2 separate regions of the Homo sapiens genome follow, and region 2 is linked to region 1. A link is a loop called in an ENCODE intact Hi-C map of the cell type or tissue named here. Cell type or tissue: IMR-90. All regions are shown on one strand. Each heading gives the region's core, and the rest is flanking DNA. Links, peaks and the distances in the headings are about the cores only. Region 1 overlaps IFT74 (intraflagellar transport 74). Region 2 overlaps IFT74 (intraflagellar transport 74).

Region 1 (5,390 bases), core at 70-5,069:
GCACCCACTAACTCGTCATCTAGCATTAGGTGTATCTCCCGATGCTATCCCTCCTCTCTCCCCGCACCCCACAACAGTCCCCAGAGTGTGATATTCCCCTTCCTGTGTCCATGTGATCTCATTGTTCAATTCCCACCTATGAGTGAGAATATGCGGTGTTTGGTTTTTTGTTCTTGCGGTAGTTTACTGAGAATGATGATTTCCAATTTCATCCATGTCCCTACAAAGGACATGAACTCATCATTTTTTATGATTGCATGGTATTCCATGGTGTATATGTGCCACATTTTCTTAATCCAGTCTATCATTGTTGGACATTTGGGTTGGTTCCAAGTCTTTGCTATTGTGAATAATGCCGCAATAAACATACGTGTGCATGTGTCTTTATAGCAGCATGATTTATAGTCCTTTGGGTATATACCCAGTAATGGGATGGCTGGGTCAAATGGTATTTCCAGTTCTAGATCCCTGAGGAATCGCCACACTGACTTCCACAATGGTTGAACTAGTTTACAGTCCCACCAACAGTGTAAAAGTGTTCCTATTTCTCCACATCCTCTCCAGCACCTGTTGTTTCCTGACTTTTTAATGATCGCCATTCTAACTGGTGTGAGATGGTGTCTCATTGTGGTTTTGACTTGCATTTCTCTGATGGCCAGTGATGATGAGCATTGTTTCATGTGTTTTTTGGCTGCATAAATGTCTTCTTTTGGGAAGTGTCGGTTGATGTCTTTCGCCCACTTTTTGATGGGGTTGTTTGTTTTTTTCTTGTAAATTTGTTGGAGTTCATTGTAGATAGATTCTGGATATTAGCCCTTTGTCAGATGAGTAGGTTGCGAAAATGTTCTCCCATTTTGTAGGTTGCGTGTTCACTCTGATGGTAGTTTCTTTTGCTGTGCAGAAGCTCTTTAGTTTAATGAGATCCCATTTGTCAATTTTGGCTTTTGTTGCCATTGCTTTTGGTGTTTTAGACATGAAGTCCTTGCCCATGCCTATGTCCTGAATGGTAATGCCTAGGTTTTCTTCTAGGGTTTTTATGGTTTTAGGTCTAACGTTTAAGTCTTTAATCCATCTTGAATTGATTTTTGTATAAGGTGTAAGGAAGGGATCCAGTTTCAGCTTTCTACATATGGCTAGCCAGTTTTCCCAGCACCATTTATTAAATAGGGAATCCTTTCCCCATTGCTTGTTTTTCTCAGGTTTGTCAAAGATCAGATAGTTGTAGATATACGGCGTTATTTCTGAGGGCTCTGTTCTGTTCCATTGATCTATATCTCTGTTTTGGTACCAGTACCATGCTGTTTTGGTTACTGTAGCCTTGTAGTATAGTTTGAAGTCAGGTAGTGTGATGCCTCCAGCTTTGTTCTTTTGGCTTAGTATTGACTTGGCGATGCGGGCTCTTTTTTGGTTCCATATGAACTTTAAAGTAGTTTTTTCCAATTCTGTGAAGAAAGTCATTGGTAGCTTGATGGGGATGGCATTGAATCTATAAATTACCTTGGGCAGTATGGCCATTTTCATGATATTGATTCTTCCTACCCGTGAGCATGGAATGTTCTTCCATTTGTTGTAAACTTTACTAATTTTTAAGTGCTCTTTCTGTATTAAGACCACAAGCCTTATGTCCAATCAAAATTTCATGACATTTCTTTTGATGCTAGGGGTAATATTATAAAACTATTCTAAAACTCATCTAGAACAATACCACAAAAATAAGAAAAAGTACAGTACTCTAATGTAAAATATGTTATAGACAATGAGTGAAACAATATTCTGATTGCCACGGCACCTGGAGGTAAACTCTAGTAAATGTTAAAGAGCTTAATATAAGAGAGTGTGTCATAAATAGTGAATAAGAGAAACACATCATATGAGGAAAAGTTAGATGAAGTTTATGAGTTGATATTCTAAGCAGAAGGATATCCTGTAAAGATAATTATTACATTTTCGTTATCATTATAATGTAAAAATTGGGAAACAACCTAGAAGACTTACAACAGGTGAATCTTAAATAATGATATGTATATCCCTATAAAGGCTGTTAGATAGTCATTACAAACTACTTTCAAGATATTTCAGAAAATAATATACTTTAACAAAAGTTTAAAAGTGATATCAATTTAACATAGAAAACATAAATTTATAAATACATAGAATTGAAATGGAAATAAATGAATAGACAAAAATGTCCATAAATTTATCTGATTTTCACACAGGTGATTTCAACTGAGAAGGTGCAGAGGGCCAATACTCAACCTCCTACAGTAGGCTAAGTGCAAACTACAGATAATGTTGGGTCCTATGGTTAACTCATAAGAAGAGCAGCATTTTTTGGAGGGAATAATTTTGTTAAAGTCAGATTTTCCTAAAGTTTTCAGATTTTTTTTCTAGAGTTTCAGGTAATAATATTAGGACATCGTCATCAACTTAGACTGAAATAATTTTTCTGAAGTCTTCATACATAGGATAGTAAGGGTATCTTTTTCTTTTATTCCAGTAAAAATTGATAATTAAATATTTATAAAAAGAATCTGACATTTATTGGCCACCTACTATTTGCCAGGCACGTTATCTGTTTATTTGTAAAATTTTAAAATTTGTATGTATTCATGGGGTAGGTCAGTTGTCTTACATGCATATATTATGTAATGATGAAGTGTGGGCTTTTAGTGTACCCATCACCTGAATAGTGAACACTGTACCCAATATGTAATTTAGCAACCCTCACCTTCCTCCCACTCATCTTTTGTAATCTTTAGTGTCTGTTATCTCACTCTGTATGTCCGTATGTACCCATTGTTTAGCTCCCACTTATAAGTGAGAACATGCGGTATTTGACTTTCTCTTTCTGAATTGTTTCACTTAGGATCATGGCCTCTGGTTCCAACCATATTGCTGCAAAAGACATGATTTCTTTATTATGGCAGAGTAGTGTTTCATAGTATGTGTATATATATATATGTGTATATGTGTGTGTGTATATATATGTATATACATGTATACCACATTTTCTTTACGTAGCCCTCCATCTCCATTGATGGACAGTCAGGTTTTTTTTTCATATATTCGCTATTGTGGCAAGTAGTGTGATAAACATAGGAATGCAGGTATCTTTTTGAAATAATGATTTCTTTCCTTTTGCAGTGGGATTGCTGGATCATATGATAGTTCTATTTTTAGTTTTTTGAGGAACTTCCATACTGTTCTCCATAGTAGTTATACTAACTTACATTCCCCCCAACACTGTACAAAGGTTCCCTTTTCTTTATATATTTGTCAGCATTTGCTATTGCCTTTCTTTTGGATAAAAGTCGTTTTAACTGGAGTGAGATGATATCTCACTGTAGTTTTGATTTGCATTTCTCTGATGATCAGTGATGTTGAGCACCTTTTCGTATACCTGTTTGACGTTTGTATATCTTCTTTTGAGAAGTTGTCTATTCAGACCTTTTGCCCGTTTTTTATTGTATTATTAGATTTTTTTGCTAGTGAGTTGTTGGAGCACCTTATATATTCTGTTTATTAATTTCTTGTCAGATGAATAGTTTTCATATATTTTCTCCTATTATGTTGGTTGTCCCTTCACTTTGTTGATTGTTTGCTGTGCAGGTGCTTTTTAACTTGATGTGATTCTATTTGTTCATTTTTGCTTTGGTTTCCTTTGCTTGTGGGATATTACTCAAGAAATCTTTGCTTAGACCAATGTTCTGGATAATTTCCCCTGTGTTTTCTTTTAGTAGTTTCATAGTTTGAGGTCTTAAGTCTTTAATCCATTTTGATTTGATTCTTGTATATGGTGAGAGATATGGGTCTAGTTTCATTCTTTTGTCTATGGATATCCAGTTCTCCCAGTACCATTTATTGAAGAAACTGGCATTTCCTCAGTGTATGTTCCTTGCATCTTTGTCAAAAATGTGTTCACTCTAGATATATGGATTTATTTCTGGGTTCTCTATTCTGTTTTTATGCCAGTATGCTTTTCTTTTTCTTTTCCTTTTTTTTTTAATTCAGGATGGGTTTGGCTATCCTAGATCTTTTATGGTTCTATATAAATTTTAGGATTTTTTTTTCTATTTTTGAGAAGAATGTCATTGATATTTTGACAAGGATTGCATTGAATTTGTAGATTAATTTGGATATTCTGGATATTTTGACAATGTTGATTCTTCCAATCCATGAACATGGAATATCTTTCTATTTTTTGTTGTTCTCTTCAGTTCATTGCATCAGTGTTTTATAGTTTTCATTGTAGAGATCTTTCACTTCTTGGGTTAATTCCTAGGTATTTTATTTTATTTGTAGCTATTGTAAATGGGATAACTTTCTTGATTTTTTTCATGTTGTTCCCTGTTAGCATATAGAAATGCTATTGATTTTTGTATCCTGCAATTTTTCTGAGTTTTACTGAATTTACTATTTATCAGTTCAGATAGTTTTTTTGGTGGAGTCTTTAGGTTTTTCCAAATATAAGATCATATCATCTGCAAACAGAGTTAATTTGACTTCTTCCTTTCCAGTTTGGATGCCCTTTATTTCTTTTTGTTGTCTGATTGCTCTAGCCAGGAATTCCAGTACTGTGTTGAATAACAGTGGTGAAAGTGGGCATCCTTGTTGTGTTCTAGATCTTAGAGGAAAGGCTTTCAGTTTTTCCTCATTCCATAGGATACTAGCTGTGGATCTGTCATATATAGCTTTTATTGTATTTAGATATGTTCCTTCTATACCTGGTTTTTTGAGGATTTTGATCATCAGGAGATGTTAAATGTCATCAAATGCTTTTACAATATCAACGGAAGGCTTTTGTCCTTCAGTCTGATGGTATGATTTATCACATTGATTGATTTGCACATGTTGAACTATCTTTAGTTACCTGGGGTAAATACCAGTGAGTCATGACAAATGATCTTTTTAATGTGTTGTTTAATTCAGTTTGCTGGTACTTTGTTGAGGATTTTTGCACCAATGTTCATCAGGGATATTGGCCTATAGTTTTCTGTTTTCTTCATATGTCTTGTCTTTTTTTTTTTTTTTTTAATCAGGATAATACTGGTCTTGTAGAATGAGTTTGAAAGCATTTTCTCCTCTTCTATTTCTCAGAATAGTTTTAGTAGGATCAGTATTAGTTCTTTTTTAAATGTTTGGTGGAACTCAGCAGTGAAGTCATCAGGTCCTGAGCTTTTCTTTGCTGGGAGACGTTTTTTAAATTAAAAAAAAATTTTTTTTTTTTTTGAGATGTAATCTCGCTCTGTTGCCCAGGCTGGAGTGCAGTGACGCAATCTCTGCTCACTACAACCTCTGCCTCCCGGGTTCAAGCGATTCTCCTTTCTCAGCCTCCCAAGTAGCTGGGATTATAGGCATGTGCTACCACGTCTGGCTAATTTTTATATTTT
Region 2 (5,390 bases), core at 278-5,277, 54 kb after region 1:
GACTTTGAATCAGACATTGTGTTTAAAGTTGTACATATGTTTTGACATTGTCTTTATCCTCCCATTGGTAGAGTTGTCCTATACTTATTCAGGTCTTATATGTAGAAAATAAAATAAACTAAGGCTATCAACTTCTTGTGAATCTTAGACTGAAAATAGCAGGATTTATTTTTATTCTTCCAATTTAGGAATGTGCTTTGTAGCATTATTGAGTACTAATGATATTTGCTGTCTGTATTTAAAGATGCTAGTAGTTTAAATTTACCCCCATTCTTATAAACTGAAACCTATTTTAGAATAATTATTGATAAAATACTAATTAAAACTTTCCCTTCTTATTTTCCTTTAGGAAATAGCTCACTCCCAGGTGAAACAGGAGGCGGTATTGCTGCATGAAAAACTTTATGAGTTGGAGTCCCATCGAGATCAAATGATTGCAGAAGACAAAAGCATAGGATCTCCAATGGAAGAGAGAGAGAAATTACTTAAGCAGGTGGGCAAAACAAACATACTTATTTTAAGATGTCTGGTTTTGGTACATGTATTGATTTGTTTTTTTTAAAGGGATATTAATGCAAGTAGTAAAGCTAGTAAGTGTATTGTCTAAAAATAGTTTATGTGAAGAAATGACTTTTTAATCTAGATTTTCTTCCTCTTTTATTATTATTATTATTATTATTTTTGATGTAGGATCTTGCTCTGTAACCCAGGCTGGAGCACAGTGGTGCAATCATAGCTCACTGTAGCCCTGAGCTGCTGGCCTCAAGTGATCCTCCACCTCAGCCTCCCGAGTAGCTGGGACTGCAGGCATGTGCCAACACACCAATTTTTTATTTTTATTTTTTGTAGAGATAGGGTTTTACTGTGTTGCCTGGGCTGGTCTCCAGCTCCTGGCCTCAAGCAGTCCTCCCATTTCAGCCTCTCCAAGTGTTGGGACTATAGGCACCCAGCCTAGATTTTCTTAATCAAGTATTTCATAGTAACTTAGGTGAAGCTAACTTTTCCTTATTAGGAATACTTGAAACTCTTCTTTATTGGTCATTAAATATTTAGATAATCTTTTTGAAGATATGTTTCATTATTGTTTTGGGCCTTGTATTTAGAAAATGGAGTATCCCAAGGCTAATGACTTTTTGTGGTTGTTATTATCAGTGCCTCCATGAAGAGAATGGAATTAAAATGTCCTGTGAAATTATCGTATGTCCTAAAGTCATGACACATGTAACATGTATTTAGTAGCTTTCTTACTACCCCAGGGGTGGATTTAGTTTAGCTCCAAATTATAATTAGCATGTTGTTTATCCTGACACATCCTAACTATAAGGGCCTTAGGAGAACTTCATATGTATATGGGCACAGCTCCAGTCAGGGACTCCTTTGCCCTTAGACTTAGATCAAGCCCAGTGCATTTAGAAGAAATGTAGGTATCAATTCAGGGACTATTTAATTATTAGAATCATTTCAAAAAGGTATTAAATCTAGAACCTGTGTAGTTCCTTGGAGAGAAATCATTGAAAGATGGGGAGGAGTGATCTTGAGGTACGCCTACCACATAAAATATAGAATGGCTGCTTAAATTTGAATTTCAGATAAGCAATAAATAATCTTTCAGATATATATATGTATATGGAAAAATTATTTATTGCTTGTCAATGATATGGATATTCCAAATATTACATGGTACATATATCCTCTCAAAGGTATTCACTATTTATCTGAAATTCAGATTTAACTGGGCTTGCTCAATCTAGCAACCCTACCTTGTGGGAAACTGAGGGGAATCTCAGAAATCCTAGATGTTTATATCAACTTATCCAGGCCTGAAGATGAGCTATCCTCATGGTGCCTGGAGGGTAGCTGTGAGTATATCAGTTACTACCCTTACTTTGAGGAAAAAGGATGGAATCTGTGAATGGTTCCTTGGTGCTGTTCCCTTTAACTTCAAAGGTTGAAATCTAAAAAATAGATTTCAAGAAAGAGAGTAGATTTGACACTTTAGTACAATTGTACTCTAGAAGGAAATTATCTTTAAGATAGCCTTACAATGAGTTATTTTTTTAAATACTACTTTCTTTTTATGCCTTTGTAGATTAAAGATGATAATCAGGAAATAGCCAGCATGGAAAGACAGTAAGTATCTTTATACTAGGACATTTTACATCCATTTCTCACTTTAAAAATTACATTCTAAAGGTACAGGAGTGGCTTTCATTCTTTCAATTTTACTTATAGCTTTAAATATTTCTTTGAGTGTTTAAGAGCCATTGCATAGTATAATTTTTTTATAAGTATCTTTATTAAGATATACTTTATACCATATAATAGACATATTTAATGTAAACAATTTAAAACATTTTAGTATATTCACAGAAGTGTGCAGCCATCACCTAGATCACCTTTATTTTTCAATTTTTATTTATTTTTATCTTTTTGAGACCAGGTCTCATTCTGCTGCCCAGACTGGAGTGCAAGTGGCATGATATAGCTCACTGTAACCTCAAACTCCTGGGCTCAAACCTCCCAAGTAGCCAGGACTACAGGCACACACCACCATATCTGGCTAATTTATTTTTATTTTTAGTAGAGTCGAGATCTTGCTATGTGGCCCAGGCTAGTCTCCAGCTCCTAGCCTCAAGTGATCCTCCCATCTCAGCTTCCCAAAGAGCTGGGATTAAAGATGTGAGCCAGTATGCCATGCCCCCAGTCAATTTTAGAACTATTCAGTCAGCCCAATAAAACCCTGCACCCTTTAACCATCACCTCCCTTATCCCTCTCCCAGCTCTAGCCATGCCCATTCTGGACATTTCATATATATGGAATCATTCAATATGTGCTTCTGTGTGTCAGGATGCTTTCACTTAGCACAGTGAGCCTTGCTTTCTCGAAGATCAGCTGACTATTGGTATTTGGCTTTATTTCTGGGTTCTCTGTTCTGTTCCAAGGCTCATAGGTGAGCCTTGAAAACTAAGACAAATGGAATATTATTTGGAAATAAAAATTAATAAAATACTAAGCATGTATTAGTTTTTATTAATACTAATACATGCTTAGTATTTTATTAATTTTTATTTCCAAATAGTATTCCATTGTATGGATATACCATATTTTATTTATTTATCAATTAATGGATGTATGGGCTGTTACCATTTTTTTATTATCATGAGTCATGCTCCTATAAACATCCATGTACAAGTTTTTGTGTGGGCATATGTTTTCACTTCTCTTGTATATATACCTAGGAGTGGAATTGCTGACTCATGACTATGTTTAACTTTTTGAAGAACTACCAGACTGTTTTCCAAAACAGCTTTACCATTTTACATTTCATTTATTTGTATTTGAATACATTTATTTGAAATTTGTAAAACAATCATTTTACTACCAGTCACCAGAAAGCATACCAATTGTTTTAATTTAATTTTTTTTTTTTTTTCTGATACAGAGTCCCAGTTTGTCGCCCAGGCTGGAATGCAGTGGTGCAATCTTGGCTCACTGCAACCTCCACATCCTGGGTTCAAGGGATTCTCATGCCTCAGCCTCCCGAGTAGCTGGGACTACAGGCACACAGCACCATACCCGGCTAAGATTGTTTTAATTTTAATCAACTAAGTTGTAAATTAATAAGTAGTCAACAATGACGAAATTGCCTTTTAATGTCTCTCATATTCTATTGTAATGTTTTTGTTGCTGATTACAACTTATGAAATTAAATTTTGGAATCACAGTCTCTAGTATCAGCTGAATTGCAGCCCGTGTCAAGTGTTTTGCAATACTGGCTAAGGTACTAAGAAACTAATTTTTTTTTTCTGTTTTTTGTAACTGTAAGCAAATTTCTATATTCTTATGGCTAAGAGAATATTTTTTTCTTTTAGGAACATTTAAAGCAGCTTTATTTTATCTTTTTTATTTCTTTTTTTTTTTTTTCTTTTTTTTTGAGACAGAGTCTCCCTCTGTTGCCCAGGCTGGGGTGCAGCAGCCCAATCTCGGCTCACTGCAAGCTCCTCCTCCCAGGTTCATGCCATTCTCCTGCCTCAGCCTCCCCAGTAGCTGGGACTACAGGCGCCCGCCACTGCGCCTGGCTAATTTTTTGTATTTTTAGTAGAGACGGGGTTTCACTGTGTTAGCCAGGATGGTCTCGATCTCCTGACCTCGTGATCTGCCCGCCTCGGCCTCCCAAAGTGCTGGGTTTACAGGCGTGACCTACCGCGCCTGGCCTATCTTTTTTACTTCAGTAGTTTTTGGGGAACAGGTGGTATTTGGTTACATGGATAATTTCTTGAGTGGTGATTTCTGAGATTTTGATGCATCCATCAACCAAGCAGTGTCCACTCTACCCACTGTGTAGTGTTTTATCCCTCACCCACCTCTCACTCTTCCCACCAAGTCCCCGGAGTCCATTGTATCATTCTTATGCCTTTACGTCCTCATAGCTTAGCTCCCACTTATAAATGAGAACATACAATGTTTGGTTTTCCATTCCTGAGTTTCTTCACTTAGAATAACTGTCTCCAACTCTGTCTAGGTTGCTGTGAATGCCATTATTTTGTTCCTTTTTATGGCTGAGTAGAATAAACATATATATATGTATGTATATGTATAAATATATATGTATGTATATGTATAAATATATACGCACACACACATACATACCACATTTTCTTTATTCACTTGTTGATTGTTGGCTTTTTGGCTGTTTCCATATTTTTCCAGTTGCAAATTGTACTGCTGTCAACATGCGTGTGCAAGTGTCTTTTCATATAATGACTTCTATTTCCTCTGGATAGATACCTCGTAGTGGGATCGCTAGATCAAATGGTAGACCTACTTTTAGTTCTTTAAGGAATCTCCATACTGTTTTCCATAGTGGTTGTACTACTTTATATTTCCACAAGCAGTGTAAAAGTGTTCCCTTTTCACCACATCCACACCAACATCTATTTTTAAAAATTTTTTAATTATGGCCATTCTTGCAGGAGTAAGGTGGTATTGCATTGTGGTTTTGATTTGCATTTCCCTGATAATGATGTTGAGCATCATTTCCTATGATTGTTGACCATTTGTATATCTTCTTTTGAGAGTCATCTATTCATGTCCTTAGCCCACTTTTCACTTTTTTATGGGATTTTTTTTTCTTGCTGATTTGTTTGAACTTGTTGTAGATTCTAGATATTAGCCCTTTGTCAGATGCACAGTTTAGGAAAGTTTTCTCCAACTCTGTGGGTTGTCTATTAACTCTGCTGATTCTTTTGTGGTGCAGAAGTTTTTTAGTTTAATTAAGTCCCATCTATTTATCTTTGTTTTTGTTGCATTTGCTTTTAGGTTCTTTCAGTTCATGAAGTCTTTGCTTATGCCGATGTCTAGAAGAGTTTTTCTGATGTTATCTTCTAGA

What was found. Hi-C counts contacts between places; a loop is a spot of excess contacts. Peaks named below come from ENCODE experiments on the same cell type or tissue, not always from the same donor. Only the 100,000 strongest peaks of a DNase experiment are listed, where the experiment ranks them.
Region 2: a loop joins it to region 1, with 2.3 times the contacts of the local background. A loop is called at or near these places in 1 of 110 quality-filtered maps.

The regions. Positions count from the first base shown.
Region 1 is chr9:26,963,051-26,968,440 of GRCh38, forward strand. All of the region lies in intron 2 of IFT74 (intraflagellar transport 74), which reads left to right. Among named protein-coding and RNA genes, the nearest start is that of IFT74, 9.3 kb to the left of the region's middle. In IMR-90, for the core only: no CTCF peak of the experiment used is centred there; no DNase peak of the experiment used is centred there.
Region 2 is chr9:27,016,558-27,021,947 of GRCh38, forward strand. It overlaps IFT74 (intraflagellar transport 74), which reads left to right. Exons shown (of 20, transcript NM_025103.4): 11 at 350-493; 12 at 2,090-2,130. Among named protein-coding and RNA genes, the nearest start is that of LRRC19, 14 kb to the left of the region's middle. In IMR-90, for the core only: no CTCF peak of the experiment used is centred there; a DNase peak (open chromatin) is centred at 3,224; H3K27ac peaks cover 1,540 bases.